7 separate regions of the Mus musculus genome follow, and regions 2, 3, 4, 5, 6 and 7 are each linked to region 1. The links are chromatin loops, found by intact Hi-C in ENCODE. Cell type or tissue: left cerebral cortex. All regions are shown on one strand.

What was found. A loop is a pair of places that touch in the nucleus more often than their neighbours do. Peaks named below come from ENCODE experiments on the same cell type or tissue, not always from the same donor. Only the 100,000 strongest peaks of a DNase experiment are listed, where the experiment ranks them.
Region 2: a loop joins it to region 1, with 5 times the contacts of the local background. A loop is called at or near these places in 11 of 42 quality-filtered maps.
Region 3: a loop joins it to region 1, with 2.7 times the contacts of the local background. A loop is called at or near these places in 2 of 42 quality-filtered maps.
Region 4: a loop joins it to region 1, with 5 times the contacts of the local background. A loop is called at or near these places in 11 of 42 quality-filtered maps.
Region 5: it touches region 1 in a loop (4-fold over the local background); 4 of 42 quality-filtered maps call a loop at or near these places.
Region 6: a loop joins it to region 1, with 10 times the contacts of the local background. A loop is called at or near these places in 35 of 42 quality-filtered maps.
Region 7: it touches region 1 in a loop (8-fold over the local background); 26 of 42 quality-filtered maps call a loop at or near these places.

What each region holds. Positions count from the first base shown.
Region 1 is chr1:177,682,678-177,686,677 of GRCm38, forward strand. No RefSeq gene overlaps it. Among named protein-coding and RNA genes, the nearest start is that of 2310043L19Rik, 42 kb to the left of the region's middle. In left cerebral cortex, CTCF peaks have their summits at 1,209 and 2,459 (motif pointing left); DNase peaks (open chromatin) are centred at 521, 1,425, 1,829, 2,436 and 3 more places; H3K4me3 peaks cover 428 bases; H3K27ac peaks cover 1,304 bases.
Region 2 is chr1:177,446,949-177,450,948 of GRCm38, forward strand. Zbtb18 (zinc finger and BTB domain containing 18) reads left to right here. Exons shown (of 2, transcript NM_001355099.1): 2 at 141-3,816. The coding sequence starts at 155. The coding sequence ends at 1,723. Among named protein-coding and RNA genes, the nearest start is that of Zbtb18, 6.6 kb to the left of the region's middle. In left cerebral cortex, no CTCF peak of the experiment used is centred here; DNase peaks (open chromatin) are centred at 13, 365, 984, 1,407 and 3 more places; H3K4me3 peaks cover 4,000 bases; H3K27ac peaks cover 4,000 bases.
Region 3 is chr1:177,036,975-177,040,974 of GRCm38, forward strand. The region is part of intron 11 of Akt3 (thymoma viral proto-oncogene 3); the gene reads right to left. Among named protein-coding and RNA genes, the nearest start is that of Gm15423, 98 kb to the left of the region's middle. In left cerebral cortex, a CTCF peak has its summit at 1,617; a DNase peak (open chromatin) is centred at 2,497.
Region 4 is chr1:177,440,966-177,444,965 of GRCm38, forward strand. Zbtb18 (zinc finger and BTB domain containing 18) reads left to right here and starts at 1,386. Exons shown (of 2, transcript NM_001355099.1): 1 at 1,386-1,630. In left cerebral cortex, CTCF peaks have their summits at 617 and 924; DNase peaks (open chromatin) are centred at 164, 1,104, 2,411, 2,547 and 1 more place; H3K4me3 peaks cover 3,472 bases; H3K27ac peaks cover 2,888 bases.
Region 5 is chr1:177,255,456-177,259,455 of GRCm38, forward strand. Gm36904 (a long non-coding RNA gene) reads left to right here and starts at 2,226. Exons shown (of 8, transcript XR_001779550.1): 1 at 2,226-2,351. It also overlaps a transcript of Akt3 not described here. In left cerebral cortex, a CTCF peak has its summit at 1,921; DNase peaks (open chromatin) are centred at 1,865, 2,343 and 3,192; H3K4me3 peaks cover 3,086 bases; H3K27ac peaks cover 2,196 bases.
Region 6 is chr1:176,875,774-176,879,773 of GRCm38, forward strand. Sdccag8 (serologically defined colon cancer antigen 8) reads left to right here. Exons shown (of 18, transcript NM_029756.3): 12 at 2,217-2,333. Among named protein-coding and RNA genes, the nearest start is that of Sdccag8, 63 kb to the left of the region's middle. In left cerebral cortex, CTCF peaks have their summits at 2,136 (motif pointing right) and 3,378 (motif pointing right); DNase peaks (open chromatin) are centred at 2,157 and 3,415; H3K27ac peaks cover 454 bases.
Region 7 is chr1:177,193,862-177,197,861 of GRCm38, forward strand. All of the region lies in intron 1 of Akt3 (thymoma viral proto-oncogene 3), which reads right to left. Among named protein-coding and RNA genes, the nearest start is that of Akt3, 53 kb to the right of the region's middle. In left cerebral cortex, a CTCF peak has its summit at 1,558 (motif pointing right); DNase peaks (open chromatin) are centred at 511 and 1,564; H3K27ac peaks cover 307 bases.

The DNA.
Region 1 (4,000 bases):
GATCGCCCAGTGCCTTGACCTTGGACTTCCCACCCTCTGGAACTGTGAAAAATGTCTGGTGTTTGAGGCACCCAGTCCTGCCTTACAGTAGCCCAAGCTGAGACACCATCTCATACACTCAGGTCAAACAAAACACAAAGACAGAGCTTAGACCATAATATGCTGAAGAATAGAAACTCAAAATTGGGTTTCGTTATTGTAAAAGTAGAAGATTTTGTCCCAGAGACTAAATTGATTCTCAAGAAGCCGTGCTCATTTACCTAGTATACTATATGGCTATTTTTTTTTTCGGTTATTTGTTGTTTTGTTGACTCCAGGTGTCATATAGTTCACACTGGTCTTGAACTCACTGTGTAGCCCTGGCTGATCTTGGAGTCACGGTCCTCCCAGACTTCACCCTTTCAAGTGCTGCGATCATAGACAGGAGCCTTGTGTATTTTGGCTGTTTTCATGCTGGGAACTCAAATCTGAGTAGTTATGACAAAGACATTTTCATCTCAAATTGTTATGTAAGGTATGGCTTTCAAAACCCCAAATATTGACTATCTGGCTCTTTCTAGAAAACATCCCCAGGCCATGCTGTGAAACCCATTCCATCCTAAAGGCCCGAATTGAGGTTAAATGCTGAAAATTATCCTTTCAGCTTGAGAGTCAGTAAGGTTTACAAGGCCTGGTAGTTGTGGTTGAGATGAGAAGGAACCTGGAGGTTAGAAGCAGAGACAGCTCTGGGTGGCGGCCTCTGGCCTGACTATAAAAACAAAACTGAAGGCTAACTTAAGGCATGTTTTTAAGTAAATAAGACCAACTAGGGATGCAGCTTCGTGGTAGAGCATCTGCCTACCTGAGTTCCAGTCCCAGCCAAGCAATAGTCCATTAACTAATTAAGTTAAAATAAAGTGAAAGGTATTTTCAAATTCAAGACAGCAGAAGTGGGATAGGAAGCAGAAGTAATGGGCTGTGCTCCGGTCCCTAATCTGCCACCAATTAGGTGTATAATTGGCGCAATCACTTCATTTCCTTGAGCTGTTACTTTATTTACAAAATAAGAGGCTCCTCCATTTATTGAAATTCACGGGCTCCTCCTGTGGGGAGCTTGCCACTTCAGACCGGGACATTTTGGGCTCTGGAGTAAGAGCCTATCTTATCTCAGGATCTCAAGGTGAAATAAAACATTCAGTGATGCCCTAGGTAGTCCAGCAGGGTTGTGAGGAAGAACTGAAAATTCAGAGTACTGTTGGCTCTACCGCGTCTTAGTGATATTCACCATGGTCGTAATTTATCACCATCTTGCCTTCCAAATAGATAGATTAGTGTAAGCCTGTCCACCCAGCGAGCTTCTCCCATCTGCAGAGGGAGGAGGCAGCGGGACAGCTGCGGATGGGACCGTCAGCTCAAATTATGTAACAGTAGCGGAGAAAGGCAGAGGCTTTCTCAATTTAGGCTTCTTGAGACTAGCGTTACCACGAGTTTCTCTACCCTAAACTCTCACCACACACAGCAAAGATGGCTTTGTCCCCAGGGCAGTTAATCCACGTAGCAAAGGGATCCCATAGGCATTGCCAGAGATCTTGGGGTAATTGAGACCCGACAGCAGATAAATCCTGCAGAATCAGGACCACTTTCTCTCTCCAAAGCCCTAAAGTGAGGAGCGGCTTTCCAAAAGCTCAAGCTTCTAAGCTTGTTTATCCCCGTTTGTGGCCGACGAGTCCTCCGTCCTGGACTACAGAGCCCTGCTCCCCCCTCCTCCCCTTAGTACTCATTCAGAGAAGTGACCCCAGTTGGCAGCCCAAGCTGCATAGACTGCAGTCAAATAACACCCAGATGAAACTGCAGCTGATGGCTGGCCTTTTCCATCAGTGGCTGCTGTGTGCAGCTCTCTCCTGGCCTCCTGAGGTTCAAATGCCCGCCTGATTTTGCCCTGGAAGCATCCCAGCCCAAACATGGAACAAAAGTTCCCTCTGACAAGCCTGTTTGGATTCCAAAGTATGTTTTTATGCTTGCTGGCAAATAGAACCATCACCAGCAACAATAACAACACTGTCTCCCCTCACTGAAGCGACTTCATTTCTTCACATTTGTTCCAGAGCTGGACAGATGAATAATGTTCGCTAAGGGGCTGGCCCAAGTCCTGACCTCCTGCCTCCAAGAGCAAACAGAAGTGACACACAGGCTTATCTGAACTTTCAGTTGCTTGATTCAAAACAGAAAGAGAGAAAAGTTGCTATTTAACCTATGTAGCCACCTAAGGGCTTTTGTTTTGTTTTTCCTTTATTCCTTAGTTGTTTATTATTATTATTATTATTATTATTATTATTATTATTATTATTATTGTTATTATTTATTCATAGCTTTCATTTGTCTTCTTCAGCAAAAGAGGACCTTACTACTGGTGCCCCAATGAAGCCAGTTTCTCAAAGACCGAGATTAACCTGACATCTTGTGGCCATACTGGGTATATACAAGTCTAGACAAACCAGCCCCTTATAAAATTAGGGAAGGGATACAGAAAATGTTTGAAAGGGTCTTCAAAAATATTTCCCGTGGTGTTTTATTTAAGACATCTCAGGAAGTCATGTAGTATGTCTTGGGAAAACCACACACAGGACGATATTTAAGTACCAAGTAACTACTTGTCTCTCTCTCTCTCTCTCTCTCTCTCTCTCGCTTGAACAGATCACTTCACTCTAATGATTGGCTTCTCATCTGTAAAATAGAGTTCATGATAAATATTATTATACTTTTCTGAGGCTTATATAAGATAAAGCAAATCAAATGACTGTTAACGATTGAGGGTAGCTTAGTGCTAGAGGCCAGGCTTGGCATGCAGGAGGTCTTGTGTTCAGTTTCAATACCAAAACCAAACCAAAATAATAACATTTAAACGTTACATACACTATGAGAACACTAAGGATTCCTAGAAGTAGAGTCTAAACTCATACTTGGTTAAATTTCTTCAAAAACCCAAAACCTGTTTTGATGCCTAACCCCAATATAGCATAAAGCCCTGGCCTCAGAATAGATAAAGAGAACAAATCCACACAGTCATATGCTTTCCTAAATATACCCACTGCCAAATTCTCTCTCGTGTTTTTTGTGATGTAAGTACAGCCATTTTCTTTGGTCTTTCCACTTAGGGCCATCAAGTGAACCGTGAGGAAGGGGTAGGAGTCTTGAGGAGTTAAATCATCACAGATCACGTGGTGCCTGACTGGCGGTGGGGCTTGAGAACCTGTGCCTTCTGTTTACAGTGCTGGGAGGAAGGTCTTGGTGTGATTGTGATGTTAGAGATCAAACCTTTGTCTTGATTTATTTTTAAAGATGTATCCATTTTTTTTTATTTATATGAGTACACAGTAGCTGTCTTCAGACACACCAAAAGAGTGCATCGGATCCCATTACAGATGGTTGTGAGCCACCATGTGGGTGCTGGGAATTGAACTCAGGAGCTCTGGAAGAGCAGTCAGTGTTCCTAACAGCTGAGCCATCTCTCCAGACCTAAACCTTTTGTTTTGTAAGTGTACCAAGTGCTAAACATGTTCTCTATCACTAGGTCACACCTCTGTTTGTACCTCATCTTCTGGAAAAAGCAGGAGTCCAACACAGCAGCCCCAGAAGCTCCTGGGTGTCTGTGTCCCACAAGGGTGATGCAGGGTGACTCATCGAATACAAGATGGGTTTGGCTATTGCTGTTGTGCAGCGTGTGGTGTGGAGGAAGCCAAGAACTCATCAAAGCTAGGGGGTTGATGAAGAAATGTGCATTGCATAGACCTCCTCTTGTGCTAAATTTCAGTTCTGCTAGGGTCAGTGGGCCAGCTAGGTAGTGTCCCACCTACCGACAGCATTTAAGCACTCCCAGGAGCACAGAGTGTCTTCCCATTCACAGATGATCTTTTCTGTGTCCTCTACTTGCTGAATTCACTGCTTGTCTCCCTGGTACATGAGGTGAACTTAGGGTGCCTCTGACAGCAAGATCAATAGCTTTACACAGAGAGAGTAGCAC
Region 2 (4,000 bases), 240 kb before region 1:
GGCTTGGGAGTCCTTGGGGTGTGAGCCTGATTTAAAATTCAGACATGTAACTCTCCACCACTAAGGCGGATATTTTTTAAAGTGGCGACTAGAGTCTAAATTCCTGACTAGGCTCTAACGAGAAACTCCTCTTTCCCCAGGTTATGAAGACAGTATGGAGTTTCCAGACCACAGCAGACATTTGCTGCAGTGTCTGAGCGAGCAGAGGCACCAGGGCTTTCTTTGTGACTGCACTGTTCTGGTGGGAGATGCCCAGTTCCGGGCACACCGAGCTGTTCTGGCTTCATGCAGCATGTATTTCCACCTCTTTTACAAGGACCAGCTGGACAAAAGAGACATTGTTCATCTGAACAGCGACATTGTGACAGCCCCCGCTTTCGCTCTCCTGCTTGAATTCATGTACGAAGGGAAACTCCAGTTCAAAGACTTGCCCATTGAGGACGTGCTAGCAGCTGCCAGTTATCTCCACATGTATGACATTGTCAAAGTCTGCAAAAAGAAGCTGAAAGAGAAAGCTACCACAGAGGCGGACAGCACCAAAAAAGAAGAAGATGCTTCAAGTTGTTCGGATAAAGTCGAGAGCCTCTCAGACGGCAGCAGCCACATGGCAGGTGACCTGCCCAGTGATGAAGATGAAGGCGAAGATGACAAATTGAACATTCTACCCAGCAAAAGGGACTTGGCAGCTGAGCCTGGGAACATGTGGATGCGATTGCCCTCAGACTCAGCAGGCATCCCCCAGGCTGGCGGAGAGGCCGAGCCACACGCCACAGCAGCTGGAAAAACAGTAGCCAGCCCCTGCAGCTCAACAGAGTCTTTGTCCCAGAGGTCTGTCACCTCCGTGAGGGATTCGGCAGATGTTGACTGTGTGCTGGACCTGTCTGTCAAGTCCAGCCTTTCAGGAGTTGAAAATCTGAACAGCTCTTATTTCTCTTCACAGGACGTGCTGAGAAGCAACCTGGTGCAGGTGAAGGTGGAGAAAGAGGCGTCCTGTGATGAGAGTGATGTTGGCACTAATGACTATGACATGGAACATAGCACTGTGAAAGAGAGTGTGAGCACTAACAACAGGGTACAGTATGAGCCAGCCCACCTGGCTCCTCTGAGGGAGGACTCGGTCTTAAGGGAACTGGATCGGGAGGACAAAGCCAGCGATGATGAGATGATGACCCCAGAGAGCGAGCGGGTCCAGGTGGAAGGGGGCATGGAGAACAGTCTGCTTCCCTACGTCTCCAATATCCTGAGCCCCGCAGGCCAGATCTTCATGTGCCCCCTGTGCAACAAAGTCTTCCCCAGCCCCCACATCCTGCAGATCCACCTGAGCACGCACTTCCGAGAGCAGGATGGCATCCGTAGCAAGCCTGCCGCCGATGTCAATGTGCCCACGTGCTCCCTGTGTGGGAAGACTTTCTCCTGCATGTACACCCTCAAGCGCCACGAGAGGACTCACTCGGGGGAGAAGCCCTACACGTGCACCCAATGCGGCAAGAGTTTCCAGTACTCGCACAACCTGAGCCGTCATGCCGTGGTGCACACCCGCGAGAAGCCCCATGCCTGCAAGTGGTGCGAGCGCAGGTTCACGCAGTCCGGAGACCTGTACAGACACATCCGCAAGTTCCACTGTGAGTTGGTGAACTCCTTGTCGGTCAAAAGTGAAGCGCTGAGCTTGCCCACTGTCAGAGACTGGACCTTAGAAGATAGCTCTCAAGAACTTTGGAAATAATTTTATATATATATATATATAAATAATATATATATATATATATACATATATATACATAGATCTCTATATAGTTGTGGTACGGTCTAAAAGCAGTCTTGTTTCCTGGAACTGAAAAGTTGGGATCTTAACTTGTTTTTGCACTTTAGAATAATAGCATGAGAATCTCACTAATTTAGCATTCTGATAAAAGAAACTAGAGCAAGTCACAAGTAGAGAGCTGTCTTTCTTTTGAGGGTTAGGCCAAGTTAGCCAATAAAACCTTCTCAACAAATGGTTCTGTCACAAACGCTTTCACATGGCTTACTTTTGTACACACTGCATTGTCTTGAGCGCTTTCCCTGTGCTCCACACTGTTTTGTTTTGTTTTGTTTTCAGAGTAGAAATCCCCTCCAGTTTATTAGCCTCTTTATATGTCTCAAATTGCATGAATATTTTCTGGCTGTTGGAAACCTGAATGCTTTTAGACCCAAATGGAAAATTTCTGAAATGCTGGATTATCTATTTTTAAACAAGCAGTTGACTTAAAACTTTGTGTGGCAACTTCTGGTTTTCTGATGGTCCCCAGTGAGAGAAATCTGACAGTACACTGGGTCACTGGGACTGTCTCTGTGAAGGTTTGCTTGAGATGAAAAAGGATATTGCAGCTTCAGCAGTGTTGAACTGTGTGTTTAAAATGTGAATTACTGTTCTTGTATACTGTAATTGATTACACGGGCTGGGGGGGGTGTCAAAGAACTTGACAGGTTGTGTTGATGCTCTTAGTTGAGTCTTGAAAAGTAAATATTAACGCTACAGAAATGCATGAGTTTCAATATATTTTTTGTCTTTGTTTGCATTGTATAACTTTAACGAGTGAGTTTAAAATTATTTAATTTCCTTAGAAAAATAGCACCATTTGGGAAAAAAACTGGTGTTACGAAGAACATAAATGCACTGTCTTTATTTTTATTTTTATTTTATATAATTTAAATTGACTTTTCCCACGTCTTTAAGTTTGAAACTGTTAAGCTGAATAAAAACTTAAGCTGCAAATTGATAACTTCGCTACATTACAAGGAACATATAAATGTTTACAAACGGCTTAAAGAATTGCATGTGCAGTGTGCATTCATACCACACTTGTAATTGCACAGAACCCATGCCAGCTCAGAGTTTAGGTGTACACACGTACCCAGCCGAGTGTTTTTAGAATAACTACTGCACAAATTGACAATAGGTCATAGGTCATTCTCTCTCTCCCTCCTTTTTGCTTCCCCTTTCTTTTTCTCCCCTATTTCCTTTCCTTCCCCCTACCCCCTAACTCATGAAAAGATTCTATGGACTGAAAAAGCCCCAGGCTGAAAGGACTGAACCGCCTTGATTGACATGGGGAGGGGGGTTAGTAGACTGTGTATCGGCAGCAGAGGCTGCAGCCCGATGTGTGGTTCTGATGGCCAGCGCGGGGCAGAAGCGTTTTGCACACTGTTTGTTTTCCTGTCTTGCACTTACAAATAAGGTCTATGGGAGTAGCATGGGAAACAGTGGTTGTTTTTCCCTTTTTCTTTTTTAATTGCTTTTGTTTAAAATTTGATCGCCTTAACTACTGTAAACATAGCCTATTTTTGTGCTTAAGATACTGAATGGAAAACTCCATTGTGTGTTGCTGGACTGTTTTGGAAATATTTGGTCAAATGTATGTTAATTTGGCTGTAATGGCATTTAAAGCAAACAAACAAACAAACAAACAAAGCTGTGAAAATGGCCTTGGAGCATTATCTTTAGTTACTTGAAGAGTTTCTAGTTTTTTTTTTTTTAATACAGTTTATGTTAAAATAATCTTTATTAATCTAGAGGAGACAATCAATGTCTGTGGAAGAACGGACTTTTTTGGATTTTCTTTTTTAATGGTCATTGTGAGTGATTGCTCTTTCTTTTACTTAGTTTCACATTCTTCCTTTGTTCTAAATCTTAGACTGACATCTAGCTTTGACAATCATAGTATGTTTTATTTCCTGAGGGGGAATAACTTATAATGCTGTTTAGTTTTGTACTATTGGTGTGTTGGTGAATTTTTAAACTGTGTGCTAACTGCAATAAATTATATGAACTGAGAATTCCTTGTGTGCTTTTTGTATTATAGTCGCACAACAGATTTGGAGTTAGTATAGTGCATGACGTCTTCATTTTAATGTCAAGTTTTATTCAGCTTATGAAGTATTAGACTGCTTTAGGGTCACCCAAATGGAAATGTGCACATTCTCACTATTTAAGGAGACACTAAATGCACATTGAAAAATA
Region 3 (4,000 bases), 650 kb before region 1:
AAAAGCAAAGCTGAATCTTTTAAATAATGAAACAGGATATTTTTATGTGTGTTAAATAAATGCACGTCTATTGTATTTTAAGTGTTTCTTGTGATAAAGATGCTGTAATTTAGTGCAAAGTATGTTTTCACTGAAGATTGTACTCCTGGCATTTCTATCTGACACAAGTCATTTGTCACATCTACTGAGAGCCACAGCAAGACTACCTTTGGTGCTGCTCTAATACTTGGTCACTAAATGCTTCTATTCACTATGATTTTTTCCCCCAGATTTTTAGGTGAGTTTCTTTTAAGAATGAATCTATCTATCTATCTATGAACATTTCTTAAAGCTTAAGCTATATCTTATGAAATAACCAATGTTAATTTTGATAACTGTCTGGTCTTTCATATCCTATGTAAAATGCCTCATGATCAAAAGACAGCAGCAACTGTGATGTTAGCCATCAGAATGTCAGAATGTCTAGCACACATTTGGAATACATCTTTCTTTGAATAACATTTTAAAATAAGTGTGGTAAGAAAAACACCAACTTGACAATACCTAGAGACCTATCTTTAGCTTACCTGAAGCCAATCATAGCCAGTAACATCTGTACAACTGCTATCAATCCCTCAACTTTTCAAGTGAAGATTCTAATGGGGTAGTAGACTGTCCCTGCCTGACTCAGAATGAAAAGCTGCACAATAACATTTGTATGACATTCCACCAGTTAGGTAGATGTGGCAATTACGTGTTCTCCAATCAAACTCCACTCCCGATCATGCATGTTCTCAATGTTTAGAACCACTCATCTATATTCTTATACTACACTCCAAACTTGCATTTCCCACCAACGTTATCATCCTTGTTTTCTGGAGAGGAGACCATCCTCCAGCTCCAGCCTCTGACTCCAGACACTTGCATTCTTTCCTGCTCTCACTCAAATATCGGTTCCTTGGACAATTTCTTTTTGAATTAAAATGAAAAGTCCTCTATTGTCTTTCTCTTTGTATTTTTAGTCTAAAACCACTGCCTATTTCTTTAGGTTATCTATAGACAGACAGGCAGACAGACAGACAGACAGACTCACTCCACACTCCCTTTTGCTTCCTTGGTGCCTTCAATCTGTTCTATGAGGCCCCTGAAAGTTAGCACAGATCAGTGAAGCAGACTTGTAACTGGATTCTTTTCTAGATTCTTCTCCCTACTGCTATACCAAGAAGACTTAGGAAGGTCTTCGCACTACACACCCTATTTCCTTCCACCAAACCCAGAAGCAACCCTGTTCGGAGCATGCAGCACGTTAGCAGGCCCCTCGCCGCTGTTGGCCTCTGAGGTCAGGCCTGCCATGCTTTACTGCTTTATCCCTTTACCGCTTCCCTTTCTTAAATGTGGTATTTCCATGATTTTCAGTATTATATTTCCTTTAATCTTTCTGCCTATGAATGTTTTCAAAGCAAGAAAGGTCAGTGCCTGAAGTGTAGCACCAAAGTCAGCCTTAGAGTGTTGACTAAAGAAAAACGCACAGGAGACACACCATCAGGTTGACACGTGGATCTGAAGGAAATGAATTGAGAGCCTTTGTGACCACTTTTAGACAGTATTATTGAGAGTTCAGTGCTGCAGCCCTGTGGTGAAGAGCTTACCTAGCAAGCATGCAGCCTGAGTTTAATCCCTAGAGCTGCAAAGATCAGAACAGTTATCTATAAGCAAAAAGTATACTTACCATATACTGTAATATTTATTGTATGAAAGAAAAAAACTCTTACAAAATGGCAGCACAGAAATGGCAAAGGGAGGAAAAGTCTGCTGCTCTACATGACATAACTCCAGCTGAGAGCAGACCGGGAGTGAGCCAGACATTGCAGTCTACATACGACTTCCAAGAGAACAACAGATACAGCTAGTAAGATTATAACAGAAAAAAAAAATGGAACCAGAAATACTGAACAAATCACAAAAGAGGTGTGCAAAGAGAAAGGCAAAAAAGGATAATCTAAAAATCAGACAGATAACTATGTCAATAAATGAATTAAATGAAGATAGCTATACATCACATTTTATTCTCATGTTATCCAGTGAATAAGAAAAAAAAGAATGAATTGTATGTTAAAACAGAATCTACTTATTTATAATTTGAATAAAAATGATGAGAAAAGACATATTACACACACACACACACAGATTGTATACTTAATAAAAGAAAATCAATAAATAACCTAAGGGCTAAGGGGTAAATTCCCCAAGATGAAACAATCTTAAATTCAAGTGTACATACAGCCAACAGCTCAAAATACAGAGAGTGGGGGCTCGACTGCAACAAGCTGCAGAGCCCCGGCCTCGCATGTATAAAGCACTGAGCTTGAGGAGGAGGATCACTGAAAAAAATGAAAAAGTAAACAAAACCAAAAAAGAAATGCAAAATTAAAAAGATGTTTACACTCGTGGCTGAAGATTTCAACAACTGCTTGTCAGTAACTGATAGTACCAGTACACAGAAGGATGCTGACGACATGAACCACACCATCTGCCATCTTCACAGAACATGTGTCCCATATCCATAGACGCATCTTGGTAAAAACATGTTATAGAGGAAAAGCAGAATCTGTGTTTTCTCCTCCTCCCCCCTCTGTCCCTGATAATTTAAACTTTTCATTTTATAAAAAAACTTTATTATTAAAAAAAGTCACACAATAGAAATTAACCAAGATGCAAAGAAAGCTCAATAAACTTTTAAATTCAGAACAGTCATTTGGTTCTTCCTCGGCTCCTATTATTTAGTTGTTCTTTCTCTCTTTTCCCCACATTATATAAATAAAATATTTAAAATATTTTTAAATTAGACTGCATTTTAAAACCAAAGAAACCGGCTGAACAGTCCCTGGTGCAGTGGCTCTCAACCTTGCAATGCTGTGATCCTTTTATAGATTTTCTGTTATAGTGCTGACCCCAACCATAAAATTATTTCATTGCTACTTCGTAACTGAAATTTTGCTATTGTTTTGAATTGTAATGTAGATATCTTTGTCTTCCAATGGTTGTACGTGACCTCTGTGAAAGAGTCACCTCTGTGAAAGAGTTGTTCAACCCCCAAAGGGGTGGCACCCCACGGCTAAGAACCACTGCCCTAGAGAAAAGCTCTGGACCCAACTGAGTGGTGAGTTGGTAAGAACAGCAACAATAACAACACTGTCTCACAACAATAATTATTGTTTCAACTTAAAGAAACTCTGGGGAGAGCATCGAAGTAAACTCAGAACAGTTGACTGATGAATGATAAATGAGGCTAGTAGTGCAGCAGTGGCCGAGCACAGAAGGCCTGCCCGCCACCATACAGACAGATGGAGACACATGTGCAGTAAACAAGTAAGATCACAAACCCAGAAACAGAAATCAATAAAAATCCAAATTAATTTCATCCTTTAAAATCTGAAGCTGTTCTTAGAGAGAACTGAAGTTTGATTCCCAGGCTCCAGAAGCCACATGGCATGTAGCATTATAACCTCTGTAACCACCACACACACCACACACACACACACACACACCACACACACACACACCACACACACACACACACACACACACACACACACACACACCACACACACACACACACACACCACACACACACACTCACACACACACACACACACCACACACACACACACACACACACACCACACACACACACACACACACATACACACACACACACACACACACACACACACACATACACACACCACACATACACACACACACATACACACACCACACACACACACTCACACACACCACACACACACACACACCACACACACACCACACACACACACACACACACACACACACACACAGTACAAACACATGCAAGCAATAAATGCATAGAAAAAATGATTCTTAAAAAATTAAAATACGTAAATAAAGTAAAATACCTATAAACAATTACCCAGGAGGCTGAGGAGGGAGGATTTTGAGTCTGAGGGAGGAGAGCATGCACAGGAAGACCCTGTCTTAA
Region 4 (4,000 bases), 240 kb before region 1:
TTCATTAGCAATTCAATATGTCTGATTTGCCCACACAATTACTTTCAACTTCTTTACTAGTTTGTCCTGGAAGAAAGAGAAAGCAGATTTTGCTCAGCTGCAAGGTTTCCTGGTGAGTTGGTTAGCAACCAGGCTTGCCAGTCAGCGTTCACATAGCAAACAGTAAACACATTTCATTTAGACAATTACTAGTGTGTTGACTTCCTCGCTATGCACTTTTCTTATTGTCTTGAATCATTCTCTCCCCTGCTTGTTACTCAACTTTTTACTTGTGTGTTATTCTTGCCTTCCATTATCTTGAGGGCAGAAATTTTCTACATTTCCTCTTTGCTGGTTAGGCACAAAGAACAGGTAAGGAAGAAGTTTATCTGAAGGGAGAGAGGTGCAACACAAAATAAGGTCTCTCCCTTCCTTACAAAGCCGTGGCTCCTTACGCACCAATTAAGGAACAGACTAAAGCGTCTACAAGTATCAATCTCACTGGAAAGGTCTAAGACTGGTCTCGGGGCAGTGTCTTTGCTTGTCACGGAGAGTACAGACGGGACGCGGGGATCGTGAAAAGAAACGCAGCTGCAACTTGAACAGAGGACGCCGGGGAAAGGCGCCTCTCACAGCCGCTAGGAGCTTGTAGCTCGCATGCACCTGGCGACCGACTCGGCAGGCCGGAGGCGGCGCGTCCCTGAGGAGAACGGGGCCTGGGCGAGCACCGCAGGAGGGCCAGACCCAGCGGCCCCAGGCTGGCCCTGGCCAGCTGCGGCCCCGCGCGCTCGGCCTCCCCGGGACACCTGCCCCGAGAAAAAGTATACTTATGGCCGTCGCGGTGCACGCGGACTCGCTCGCTCCACACCCCCAGAGCGCGCTTGTCTCCAGCCGGGAAGCAGGCCCCTCCCCGCGCAGCTGTCGCCGCCGCCTGCGGGCTCCTTTCACTTTCTCACGGCCAAGTCACCCAGAGGGGAGCCACTGCCGCCGCTACTGCCGCCGCCGCCGCCGCCGCGGTCCGCGAGCTCCGCCCCTCCCCGAGAAGACCACGCCCACCCAACAGTCGCCGTCTGCGATTGGCGCGCGCAAGCGGCAGCTCCTGACCGCCACTCCTATTGGTCGAGCTGCCCCGTCAGTCCCGCCGCTTCTCCGCCCTCCCGGAACACCGCGCTTCTACTGGGCGCCACCGAGGCCGGGGGCGGGCCAGAGACCGGGGCCCGCCGCTTTCGCTCAATCGCTGAGCGGCCGGCAAGGGGCGGCCCGGTCGGGCGGGGCCACATCTGGGCCGCGCCGCCGCGTGCGTGCGTGTGCGTCGTCCGCCCCCCGCCCGCGCCCCGCCCGCCCCGCCCCCCGGCCCGGCGCCGCGCTCGCCCGCCCGCCCGCCCGCTCCCGCCCGTGCGTCTGGCAGGCTGCGGCCGCCGCTGGGCTGCTGCCATGGGGAGCCGTTGAAAGAGTGGGGCCCTGTGGCTCGGCCGCGCGCCTCAGGCTGCCAGCGCGGGCGGGGGGCGGCGGGGGCGCGCGGGGCCCGGGCCGGGGCCGGCGGGCGGGCGGGGGCCGGCGGAGGACGCCCACAAGTCCAGCGGCGGCGGCGGCGGCAGAGGAGGAGGAGGAGGAGGACGCGGCGGGGACGCGGCGACTCGGGCCGCTCCGTGTGAGTCCCCGCGCCCGCCCTGCCCCGCTGCCGACCGTGGGCTCCCGCCGGGCGGAGTTAGTTAGTGTGGCGGAGGGCAGGCGGTGCGGGCTCGCCTCGCCTCGCCTGGCCGCGCTCCCCGGCCGGTGCAGCTGCGGCGCGGGGCGGACTCGGTGCAGCTGCGGCGGCGCCTCCCGGTGCGGAGGGCGGGCGGGCGGGCGGGGGAGGGGGCCGGGCCGCCGCAGCTGCAGCGCCCGGGACGGCCGCGGCTCCGGGGCCGGTGCAGCTGCAGGGCCGGGGGAGGGGGAGGGCGCGGCGCCCGGGTTGCGGTTGCCGGGAGGCCCCGGGGGCTGGCGCGCGGCGGCGGCGACGGGGGAGCGGTCGCCGCGCCGCTTCTTGCGACTTTTCTTTTGTTGTTGCCGCGACCGGGGTCTGTTTTCTCGGCCGTTGTGGAAGGTGCTTTCCTGCTGCACCGGCTCTCTGCCCTGCACCTTCTTCCCCGTGGTTTCACCCTTCCTCTTTCCCTGAAGTGCTTTATGCACCGCGAACTGCGGGAAGATTTGCATCTCCTCTCCCACCCCTGAACCTCACACACACACCCGGGGCACCCTGCCCCCACCTCTGAAAAACAAACCCCCTAACCTCACAGAACCTCCGAGGGTCCGCGGTAGCGGTGGACGGGTCGATCCGTGGAGTGGATGTCTTCGGGCCATTGCGGTGCTTGGGACTCATTAAACTGTCACTCACCCCCACCACCACCCCACTGGGTAAACTGGGTGATTAATGTCGGATATAGTGGAATGGGGCGAGGGCATCTGTGGAAAAGAGGGTGTGTGTGTGGCAGGGAAGTAATGTGTCTATCTGCACAGAGTGCCTCCCGAACGAGTTCAGAATTGTGTCATTCACCGCGAAGTTAGAGAAAGTTAGGTTTGTGACTCGTGAGCGAGAGCAGAACACAGTTGGGGTTTTGTTCTCTAGCTCCCTGCCTCTGTTTTCTAAGCGAGCCTAAGTGGTTGTCGCCTGGGTTGGGACGCTTGTGCCTCAGGCCCCAACTTCTTTTTTCTACTCTCCAACCTCCCAAGGGTCGGTGGAGATGTGTCTGATATTCATAGATGTCGCAGCACCTTGCAGGGCACCCAGCGACCCAGCCCCGGTTACATTAACATTACATCAGCCATTAGAAAAGATCCACAAACTGTAGCCAAAAAAAGTTCCCAAAGTCTACACTTGGCCTCCCAACCCTCCTGGTGATCACAACCCCTTTCCCCAAAGTTATAGAGACCAAGGGCAAGACAAAAGTGACTTTTCTGAGCAGGAAGACAAGCTGTGTGGTCAAACAACCATTCTAAGTGACTGTAGCAGGTTTTGTCAGTTTATTAATTTGCCTCATTGAACTAAAATACTTTCCAGTATTTCAGAAGTGCAGTTTGAGTTTGTTGATGCTGAAAGTGGAAATTTGCACTAACGGTGGCAGTGTGAACTATTTTCCTGAGAGGTAGATCCAGATAAATTGCTTAGGTAAGAGTAAAACAATAAGGTGAACCACGCTGAAGTAATAGTTCTTAATAAGTCTGCCAACATTTCGGAGATGTCTGCCATTATCTCCGCAGGGGAAGGGGGAAAAACATGCTGTAATAATGTTGAAATGGGACTAGAGATGTCAAATGGGTTGGTTTAAAAATATCCCTAAGCTGCCTTTGAAACTAGACGTTGGAGTTGAATAAAAGTGAATGTGGGTTTCCTGAATAGCACCGAGCTCGAGTGTGCTGTCATATGTAAGCCAGTCCACCAACTTGAGGCAGAAGTGTTGCGATTCCATAAATACAGTAGGACTCCATATGCTGAGCTTTTCAATTTCTTCTGTTAGAAAGTTTGGGGGGAAAAAGGAAGACTTTGAAGTATTTTGTTTATACTAACAGAAGAGAAAAGTTCTCCTAAGAAAAAGCTGGTGGCAGGAGTGTAGAGGAGTAGCATATGGCATTAAAGGAGCACAGCTGGAGGTAGCATTTCCATCTGAACATGATGTCAGAGCAGCTGACAGCCTGCCATCCCTCAGCCTTTTATTCTAACACACAGACAGGGAGTTAGTGTGTGCGGATCTGTGGTGGAGAAGGTATCTCATTCCTCTCCAACATCATCTCCACTTTGCATCTGTCTCTCTTAGTCTGCTTTTTTTCCACCGATGTAACAGACCTGCAGCCAGCAAGACTCCGAGGGAAGGACTTAATCAAGTTTATGTGTCCTAAAGGTAGGAGTAGCAGGAGATTAGGCTGAGCATCTTTGTGTTTGGGTGTTTTATTTAATTTTTTTTAAAATCACATTACTTTTCTAATCCACTTTATAAATAATATGTGAAATTGAGCATGAAGTGATGGTCTTACTGGATTGAAA
Region 5 (4,000 bases), 430 kb before region 1:
AGCCAAGCTCTCACCAAATCATGATTCTGATCCAATTAACACATTAACAAGAATCATCATCCCAGGGACAAATTCTTGAACTACTGGGCATTACAGAGTAAATTATAACTAGTTATCACTTCCTAAGAAGATGCAAAGTTTAAATGAAAGCTAAACTTCTACAACAATGTATGAAACAAGTTCCTCTTCAGAAAGAAGCCTAAGCATTTAGAAACTTCCATGTTAAAATCAAAACCTGGAGTTTAAAACTCCTAAACCCCCACACTGAAATCCATGCTAACATTTGTCGCAGAAGTTTAACCAACAGACTTTAAATGTACAGTGATCTTTAAATGTACAAACTTTAATGACAGTGATCCTCTGAATGAAGTCAAAAAACCTTACTCCTCCAAAGCACACTCCTCCTCTTAATATTTATTTTGTGAATGAAACTTTATTTAAAATATTTTAGGTGAAAAAGAAAAATCACACAAACAAGCCTGTAATGGTGGCACACACCTGTGATCCCAGCATTCAGGAGGCTGGGATCCCTAGCAGGCCAACCTAGGCTACAGAGTGAGTTTCATAGCAGCCTAAATTACACAGGGAGACCCTCTACTCCAAAACCATAATAAATACAATTGCAAAAAATAGAAAGCCCAAAGAATTTTCAAGTATTGTTCCATATAGAATACAAAACAACAATGTCAAGATTAAAGAAAAAAATAATTTTAAGTTGAAAATTAATCACTCATCATTACAGAAGACAGTAGAGGGGACAAGATGACTATGAATAACAATTTCATTTTTTGTAGTACTCCTTTAGACTAGGTATAACCTCTATGCTACTGCAAATGTACAAACATTAAAATAGCACATGTTCTCCCTAACTTTAAAATTTGAACCTCAAGATATAGATATTGAGGTCATCTCTGGCTTTTAAAAAGTTATCTTCAAACAGAATCAAAATTTTATATTGACAAAAGGAACAAAATTCAGTCTTGAACTGCATCTTGAATTTAACTGTGTATCTGGTATTGTGTTTCTAGAAAACAATTTATAAAGATACTTTTTAAAAAAGAATTCATGTTTTAGACATCCTATCTTCTGGAATATTCAGATTCATCTTCAAGCTCTAAACCATCTTTACTAGACTCTTCCACTCTTGGCTTTTCCAACATTTTCCTAAATGCAAATATAACTTAATATAATGAATGAGTCCTACCATAAATAAAATTCAGTGACTGTATGGAAATTTATAGTTCTAACAAAAAATTACTTTGCTTTACCAAATACAGAAGACATGTCTAAATTAAAGATTTGGGACAACTGTTATTTTATTACATATGAAGTCCTTGTTCTACATCCTTTTCAGAACGCTAAAAGTGTGTTGATTCTATTAATACCATAATTTAATCTATACAGAGATTTTATTGCTGGATTTTTATCTGTAAACTTTATCAATTTCAATCCATCAATGCTTTGAACCAAAATATATTACACTTGAGAAATGAATTTTATTTTCATAACATTATTCTGATGAAGACATTTGAGAGAATCCAAGCTTTGACTTATGGGTAAGCATTTTTTTTCTGCTTCCTAAAGATAAACAGTAAACACTACTACTGTTCAAAAACTGGCCCAAAGGAGAGATTCGGTTATCTCTAACCTAAGTGTAGATTCCCAGGAAATCTCAAACAAGGGACGACCCCACCTCAGCATCAGGACTATGGATGCCACCAGCTTAAGCTTCAACTTCGGGCTTCCAAGGGGCCTCACTAGCATCATGGCTGATGCAGACCGATGCGCAGGAGGCGGAGGAGGTGGACTAGGAAGAAGCTGGTTTGTTTACTTGCAGCCTGAGCCGCCCGCCGTCGCCGCCGCCGCCAGCAGCGACAGCATCAGTAGATCAGCCAAACCCAGCATCTTCCGCACATTTCTATTCTTAGCACACAACTCCCTAGCGGATCAAAACCCCACTACTATTAAAAACACAGACTTGCACGTTACCCACCTCGCACACGCACACCCGCACCCCATCAGCACCGTCCTCTCCCGGGCGCCGGCGGGGTGCGGTGGGGTGGGGTGGGGTAGGTAGCTGGCTAAGGAAGGAGACCCCGGGGACGCCGGTGCATCCTCGCCCGCACTCCCGCCACATGCGCAGACGGCCCCTCCCCCCAACCCAAACACCGACTCGCCACCGGCCGCTCGCTCGCGTTACATAACCTCGCCGCCGCCCCCCGCCCCTCGCCCCGGCCCGCCGCCCCCTCCCCGGGCCGCGCGGCCGACCGAGTCGGGGCGAAGGGACCCGGCTCGAGCTAAACAAGAGCCCTAAAGGCGCCGGGCCGGGCAACCCAGACGCGCAGCTCACGGTACCGCTAGGCCAGGAACACCCCCCTCCCTGGCCGCCCGCGCACCGCCGCCGCTCCCCCACCCCCAAAAGCTAGGGGGATGTCCGTGTCACCCACGCGGGGCATCCCCCGGCCTCCGCCTCCACACCTACGGCCCCAAAGCTTCAGGAGGAACGGGGAGGGGAACCCCGGCCCCCCGCCCACGCCCCCGGCGGCCGCGGTGACACCCAGACGCCCCCGCCTCACCCACCCGCGCCGCCGCCGCCCCCGCCCGGGGGAGGCAGGGAGGGAGCCGCGGGGCCCTCGGGGAGTGCGGGCGAGGCGGGGAGGGGGGCGAGAGCTGGGGGCGGTGGCTGTTACCTGCAAAGGCGGCGGCGGCGGCCCCGCAGCTGCTCGGGCGGTGGCGGAGGATGGAGCAGGGGGGGACGGGGGGAGGAGAGGGGGCGACTCGGGGGTCCCCCTCCCTCCTCCTCCCCTCCTGTCCTCCCCCCCACCCCGCTGAGCCTCTGGCCCCCTGGAGCCCGGTGTCGCCGGCGGGAGGGGAGACGAAGGGCTGCAGGGGAGGGAGGGAGGGAGCCGGCCGGGCGGGCGGGCGGCGGCGCTGGAGCGGGCGGCGGCGGCGGCAGCGGCGGGAGGAGGGAGGAGGAGGAGGGCGGGCGGCGGTACGGGGAGGAGGAGGAGGAGGAGGCGGAGACTCTACTTGGGAATCGGATGTCGGCTACAAATTCGATTCATCACTAGAAAACACGGCTCGGGCGGGGGGCCGTGGAGAGCCGCTGGGCCACGGGGCGGAGGCTCTGGGCCGAGCGCGCAGAGCCCCGGACTGCGGCCTCGCCTCGCCTCAGGGACCCAGCAGCCGCCTCCCCGCCCCCTCTTTCCTCCCTCCGGGGGCCGCCGCCGAAGCTTCTTGCCGCCGCCGCCGCGGGGCTTGTTGTTGACTTTGAGGAAAACTCCTGACGTCAGGGGCTGGCTCTCCGCGACTGGCGGGAGCGGCTTCCCCGCGCCCCGGTCCAGCTCACCGCCTCAGCTCCGCGCCCCAGCCGGGCGCTCGCCCCCAGGCTGCCCCGCGCCCCTCAGACCCGCGGCGACCCGCGCCCCTCGCCTTCCTCTCGCGAGAACACCTTCCCCAGCAGTCCGCGCCGCGGGGCCAGCGTTCCCGCCGGGAAGTTCTGGGCTTCCCCGGGCCGCGTGGCCCTGGACGAGGCACCCGAGGCGGGGCCCAGCTTTCCCCCCAGCACACCCACCGCACCGCCCCTGACGCCGCGGGCGTGCGGGCTCAGAGCAAGGAAACTCCTTCTCACATTCACCTGGGCGAGGCGGGCCCGGGGGCAGTGCGAGGCAGGTATCTGGCAGTCCCAGGAGATGTCACCATGTGTGGGCTTGAGGTTGTTGCAGTGGCATCCCGAGTCCCTCAGAACCACCTTGTGAGGGAGGTTGGTTTCATGGACTTGGGGGCACTAAGAAGATGTTGCTTTTGAAGTTCATGGTTGTAAGTACAGTAAAGACTGGTTTTTAGAAAATGACCCTTATCTTGCCACATCTCGTACCTCAGAAAGTCATAAAAGTTTACTTTTTCTGAGACTGTTTCATCGCTTCTAGAAACACCTGGCAAACCGGTATTAATTCTAATGGCTCCAGCCTTTGGGAAGAACCCGTTAGTTTCTCCCATT
Region 6 (4,000 bases), 810 kb before region 1:
TATTGATTAAGTTATATATTCGTGCCTTGGGCCTCTCTGACCAGTGAAGTGAGAACTAAAACATATAGTGGTTTTAATTGATTTATTTTAAGAAATACTAGTTTGTCTGGATTTCAAGTAAGTCCCTTGACCAGTAAGAAAGCAAATATTTCCAAACATCATATATAAATGAAATCAATTCATTATCACTAAATTTATAGGTAATATTATAATACAATAATATATCTCCTTAAATTTTAATACATTTTATTCTATTGTTGTTTTAAATTAATTAATCATAATTTTTTTAGCCTTTACATTAATTTCTACTTATACAATTTACAAAAGGAGCTGTTTCTCTTCTCTCTCTAATTCTCCATTTACTTCCATCTGTCTGTTTGTCTGGAGACAGGGATGCAGATGGGTCTGTAGAAGAATGGACACACAGGTTTGGGGATGGAAGCCATGGTACTTGTTTGTGATTCCTTATAGGAGACACCTTTTAATGAAGTGTAGTGATGGAAAAAATGAGTTTGTCTCCACAGCTGCCCAACAGGACTCAGACTTCAGAGAGTGACACATTAGACTAAGTGACTTTGAGAAAACCTCCAGTCCTCAGATGATAATTCCGCCTCAGTAGAATGCCTAGACTTACTTTCGAGGTTTGTTGTAGATGAATACAGTAAGCAATGAGCTGAAAGGACTAAGAAAGTGAGAGTTAAAATTAAAGAATGAGGTGATTTTTAGAGGACTCGACTCAGACATTTCTCATGGAGTACATTTAGATAAAGTCTCTGTTTTTCATCATTGAGAAATTGTTATTTTTCTGATGTTATAAATTGAGGGTTGTCCAATTCATCTGTCCACCTATTGAAGCTAAACAGTTTGGAACAGGTTATTTAGCATTTTAAGTTTATAGTGTTTTGAATGGAAGAATCAACTCTCATGCATTACAGATAGACTTGTGTATGGTGCGAGCATTTCTGATGCCCATGGAGCAGCATTGTTGGCTGTGTTTCTGTCTTGTCAGAGCTTTGGAACTCTGCTGCCTTTATTGTTTCTAGAGAGCTTTTTATCTGAGCAAAGGGAGGCATGTAGGTTACATACTTTACTATAGTTTAATACTCAAGAACAACAAAACTTTTCAAAGCTTCTAAAACTCATTTTTTAAGAAATGCCAAATTGAAAAGTTTCAGGCAGGAATAACCATTAGATAACATGCAACCATTAAAAGGCAGATCTGAAAGTCAGAGAAAGCGTTGTGATGTAACTCAACTTTCTACAGGTTCTCAGTTATAGCAAAGGCTCATCGTTTCTTTATTTAGATTTTCCTGATAATTCTATTTCTCAAATATGTTTCTCCGTGTGAGTGACCTGGACTAAAGAAAAGTAAATTACATACAGAATAGTTTGCAGCATTTTAAAGGTGTTATATATATTATTTAATAATATCACAGTTATTTCACTTCTAATGTATATTTCCTCTTATGTAGACTGCTACAGTTATAATTGTAGAGCATGCTTAAAGCCAGCATATGACTTTTACCAGAAGTTATTTTATGGTATTTAGGTCACATTGCATACCTACAACAGTGTGGTTAATGCTGGCTGTATGGTTTATAATAAATGCTGGTATTGTACACCTGAACAGCAACAATATAGTTTATTAGCAAAAACTGTCCTCACAAAAATTTTCTTAAAATCTTAGCTGAAGTTTTTTAAAAGATATTTTATAATATAGAGAGAATGACCATCTGTGTGAATAATAACAGACTTTAACTGTTTTAATTACTGATTTTAGCTTGCGTGATTTCAGATGATAGTGCCTTTCGTTGAAAATATTCATTTGAAACTGTTTTATATAATATAATCCTGAAAATTAACTTCTATTCCTTAGTTATACATTGCATTATTTTATAGATTTTGATTGATTTTGAGAGGGTAATGAATGTACATTGTGGCATTCATGCAACTAAAAAGACAACTTGAAGGAATAAGTTTCCTCATTCCAGGCATGACCTTTAGATTAACTCAGGTAATCAAACTTGGTGGCAAACATCGCTAGCCATTTCTCAATGCTTCCTTATACTGCCTCCAAAATCTTAAACCATATTCAAGTCTTAGAAAAGTTTTGGTGTACTTTATCTGTGTGTCCTCTAGGGGGCACCAAAGGATCTAATTGTAGATATTTCTCTGCTGATTCCAGAGGCTACTGATCTGTTTTTACAATCTAACAGGTGTGTGGAGAAATGCGCTTTCAGTTGAATAAAACCAAAATGGAGAAGGATGAGGTGGAAAAGGAACACAGAGAATACAAAGCAAAGTCTCACAAGGATCTTGAAATGAAAGTCCAGGTAAGGAAGCACGCTGGCACAGTCAGCTGTGAGCTGTTAGTAACATGTTTTCTGAAGTTGCTGTGGTTTTATCCCTAAGGCACTATTTCTCTTATAATGTTTCTAACTAATGTAAGGACCCAGTTCATACTATTAAAAGAATTTCATTTATAGACGCCTGACATGAAGTAGTGAGAATCAACTGCTTGCATATGAAATTCCAATTTGACAGTTCATAAATATACATTTGGATATGTATCTATTACTTAGAAAAAGTTTTAAAAAATGTTCTAATGCACAGTTTGAACCTAAAATATACGCACATAAAGTTCTTGAAAGATGCCAACTTGCATCCAATTTTAAATGAGAAACTTTAAAATTTGTAAGATGAGATGAGTTGATATGTAAATATGTCAATCAAATTGATTGTTGGCAGAGTTGGACCAGTTTTAACTACGATAGCCATGAATCTGTGTGCTCAGGAAGCCTAAATACAGTGAAATTAGAAATGTTAGGGAAAATGCTACTCGCTTCAATTTCAGTTTGAACAGATGTTTTATGTTATAACTCTGTTGAGATTGTATAGATACTCCAATTTTAATTGACTCTGGGGAAAGCTTTTAAAGAGAACGTTCTGGCAGATTGACTTTTGATGTTCTATTTTTATGTTACATTATAGGCCATTGAAGGTTTGCATTCTTTACAGCCAAGAAAAGCAGATTGTGTATTCTATTAAAATAATATGACTGAGGTATCAGTATCAATAATTTAGAGATATCCGTACAGTTCAGAAGTAGGTGACTCCAGATAATTTTACAACATATTTCTAAGCAAGGCTTTCTATCATATTTTCAACATATTTTCCCTTTCAAGCCGTCAGCTGTTGATGACAAATGACATAAATGCAATGGGGAAAGTATTAAATATGGAAGTGCTAATGAAGCCCTGTGCAGAATACTTCAAATCACAGCCGAAACCCAGACAACCAGAACAAAAGTAGTTTTTATATGAGTAGATGCAACTTTATGATGAGTTCTACATCTTAGAAGATCTTTCCATATTAGCATGTACTGATTTTATTTTGTCCAGTTGGGGGCGTCCCTGATAGTAGAATGGAAAGTTCCCTCAGTCAAGGATTGAAAGCCTAGGACTCCTAAGCAAGTGGAGTGCTCTCTTCCTTCTGATATCCTACAGGGTTTTGCAGTCAGGTTGGCACACTCTGTAATATTAAATATCTTTTGAGTTATTATACTGAACTACAGAAGTATAATATTTCCTACTAATAGAACACAGAAGCAAAGAGTTTGGGGATGATTTAAAATCACATTATCATGTTTAGCAATACAAAAAACAAAGCAAAACCCTACAGTAACAAGAGTGAGTGTCTTAGGAAATGAATAACCTAGATTAAATCCCTTCTAGTGTCTGTTTCTTTAGCATGCTGTCTTCTTAATCAGCCCATAATGCTACAAAGGCTGAAACTGAAGGAGAGCGTCCGTGCTCCCTGGTGGACTGAAATACTAAGTTTCTCTGGTCATCTTTAGTGGTGCCGTTGCGGTGAAGCTGTACCCTCGGGGAGGACCCAGTTTGTAGCAGTAAACCTGTGAGGGTGAGGAGAGGTTTGCATGCTCCTGTTTTTTCCTGGAACAGAATGTGAGGAGAGTTTGTAGGTGCTCTTTGTAACTGGT
Region 7 (4,000 bases), 490 kb before region 1:
TTCAGTAGGCTGTTCAGAGGCACAGTCCACTAAGAGCAACTTAAAATGCTAGGTAAGATGATTCTGACAAACCAACTCCCACACAAGTATTACAAATGTATTTTATTGGCGCTAAAAATAAACAAAAAATAAACAAGATTTTGTAGCATAAATTTCACATCATTTAAGTTAGCAAAGACATCAACCCTTGAGCTTGGATTTTAGTACTTCTAGGATTGTGTGTGTGTGTGTGTGTGTGTGTGTGTGTGTGTGTTTGTGTGTGTTTCTGTGTCAATGTGCAAATGTGATATGAGGGTTAGAGAACACCCCTGAAAATCATTCTAAGGAACACTATCCACCTACACAATGAGAGAAAGGGACTCTCGTTGGCCTGAAGCTCATAAATAAAGCAAGATCCAGAGATATTCCCATGTGTGCTAACCCAGCATTTGGATTGCAAGGGAACACCATCACACACAGCATTTTATGTGAGTTTTGAGAATAGAACTCAAGTCCTCATGCCTGCCCAATCTACCCAACCCCCTCAGCTTCTGTTTCCAGAATTTTAATGCCTTCAAGTTATAATAAAGATATAAAATCAAGCTTCTTTCCAAGTGTGGAGAGAAGGGGGAGGTAACCTAACTCAAAGCATATAAATCTACATATGGTTTTCTATTACCATGCCTAGCACACAGAGCCAGTCTTCTTTCCAGGATTCTGCATTTGCAAAGTCATCAACACATTAAAACGTTTTATAATCCAAAATTCAGTAACATTCTAGCTGTTCTAAGAGTCATCTTTTACATGTAAAAAAGCAAATACTCTGAAAGCATAATAACCCCTGTATTCCCAGATGTGGATGGATAAGGTATCACTCAGGCTTGCTTTCATTTATTTACTATAACCAATGCTGTTGTGAAGTATGGTTAGTGCCACACTCTTCACAGTTTTGCTTTCTCTCAGTGACTTAATTGTCTAAAAGAGTCCCCACAAATACAAGTTTAAGTAATAAAAATGTTTCTCTGTGCAAGAAAGCTGTTATAAAATACATGTTTAAAAAAAGCTTCATTCAGTCATGACTTTAAAGTATTGGTGGCTATAAATTCAATGTCATGAAAATAATACTTACTAAATAAGGAGTCTTTAAAAGGAAACAAACAGGTAGTAATGTTATATATGATCAACTGACAAAAACATAAAAAGAAATCTGAAGGAACCTGTCCCCTGAAATTCCTTCTAGAAGCAATGCTTCAGCATGCATGTGGAGTTTTTACAACACTGATAAATGAGTAACAAGAATCAGCAGCATTTAAAACTGGTACCTTAGGAGCCAGGACCCCAGAAGCAAGATGAGAAACAGAAATAACAAACCATGAAAACAGTGCACTTTCAAAGATTTCAGAGGGTCACAGTCATCAGACAGAGTATAAGCTAAACATGAGTGTGCTTATCTTATGTTAATGAAGCTAAAGATCTAACTTGGAGTTTTCATCAGTAAAAGAGAAAACTGTAAATAACATGAGGTCTGACAACACAGCTCAGCAGGTACAGGCACTTTGGAACAGGGCTGAAAACCTGAGTCTGATCCTTAGGACCCACAAGGTGGCAGGAGAGAACAGATCCTCTTACTAACCAAAATTTGTCCTCTGAATTGCTCATGTAAACTGTGTCCCCCAAAACACACAAATCAAATAAGTAAGCAATATGAAAGACAACAACAATTGAGAACTCAAAAACACATGTAAAGAATTGACAGAGAACTCTAGTACCACATCAAACAACCAGAAAAAAGAGAAAAACTAAAGAAGCATAAAAATATCATCAACAACAACATTAAGTCATAAATTGTAAAGTATATACACAAAAGATTTTTTCCCAAGTTTTTAATTGCCTCGTTATACAATATCAGAAAGAATACATCAGAAGTGTTAGTAGCAAAGAATTTCCTGGATCAATGAAAGACATGTATAAATATCACTAACAAACACGAAACCTAAATGAAATGAAAAGGGAAAGAGAGGAAAAAGGAAAAGAAACACAAACACACTTCAAGTTTAAAAAAAAACAAAGAACATCTTAAAGAAGCTAAGGAATAGGATATTATCTCCCAAATACAGGACACGCTAACATGCATCTTAGTCATGCAGTGCAAACACAAAGGTAAAGGAATGACAGCTTGTGTGGGATTAACAAAGTAAAGACTGTCATAGAACTCTCTACTTGAAAAAAGAAACTTCAAATATTCAAGCTAAATAAATAACTTTTCATGTAAATCTAAGACATGAATGAATGAATGAATGAATGAATGAATAACAACAACAAACAGTACATGTACATACCACCATTCTGCCCTAAAAGTGAACTTCTGACATAAACACCACATTTGGATGAACCTATAAAATATAGGACAACCAAAGGAAAAATACTCTGATTCAACGTAACCACTTAAATACAATTTTTCATGCTAAGCATACAGCTCTGCCTGATACACAATTAAAAACTAAATGCTACCTAGGAAGAGGTATCAGTTAGCTTAAAGATATTTCATCTACTTTGGAAAACAATATTAAAATCCTTAAAAGAATACATTATGAAAGCATTTTAAGAAACTAGTAAGTATTCTTTTGTTAAAGCAAAAGTTAGGAGAATTTTAATTTCTTTATCCTGGAGTCTCTCTTGTTGACTCAACTACTGACTTTAATACAAATCTCAAAACTGTTCCTTAAGAAACTAGGTCTACAGACGGATGTGGTGATGCATGTCTTTAATGTCAGCGCTTAGGAGGCAGACATGTTTATCTCTATGAATACAAGACCAATGTGGTCTACAAAGCAAGTTCCAAGTCAGCCAGGGCTGCACAGTAACACCCTCTCTCAAAAGAAGGAAGAGAAAAAGAAAAAATTACAACCCTAAGAAATTTTTATAAAATCAAACATTTTATCTCAGATTACCTGGCAACTAGAAATGAATAAAATCAATTAGTCACTCCTATATTTTACTCCTATATTTCTAAAGAATATTTAGTATCTTCATAACAAATCTGAATTTTGAGATATTCTGGCATGCATTTGAATCATGTGAAATGGATAAACCTACAATATGTTTATTCAAATCAATCTTTCATTCCTAGAGGGAAAAATAATCATTTATTCTCAAACTAGACTGTGGATCATCTGTTCTTAAAACTTTTCATGTCAACCACAAATATTAAAATGAAATCATAGACAGTGAGTTTACTAAATTTTAATTGCCTCCTTGGCACTTGTTTATAATGATCTGATCAAGCTAATATATATGCCATTTTATAGAGGCAAGGTATTTAAGGAACAAAGAAGGATGTCAGAATTATCTTTTATGCCTGAATGATATATAATCAATGATCTGTCTAAAACTGGCTACAAACACATGTGACAAACTGTTTCTATGTGACAGGATGTATAAAGCTCCATGGGAAGAAAATGGACTTCTCCACCTATTAGTAAGGCAGTCAAGCACACTTGATCTCAAACCCTTTTTATTTTTCAAATCCTTATTTTTCAGGCATAAGTTCATTCAAGACTTATAAATTTCAAAACTAACTCAAAATTAAACTATGTTAATGAATAAAAGTCATCTCCCATTCTTCATTTAATGCCACCTGTTAGCCATGCAAAAGGAAAAAATGCCATACTTTAAGGGAAAAAAATGATCCAACTTATAGCTTGATAATGAAAGCTACTGTAGCTCTATAGTTCTATTTTGCTCTATTTAAATACTTGTTAAGTTCTGCAAAATAAACAAGCCTGTTCAAGATTTTTGTCTCAGAAGATTCTTATCATTATCAATCTTATCATTTTAAAATTATTTAAAGTCTTCAGCTCCAGAATAAGTCTCCAAAGTTAATTTTTGAACTGATAATCTATTACATCAGAGAATTCTGCTATATTTAAAACTGAGTTCTCAGATATTAATTGATGATCTGAACTTTACAAATTGTATCACTAAGTGACTACTGCTGATGCTTTACTGTAACTGAAAGTTA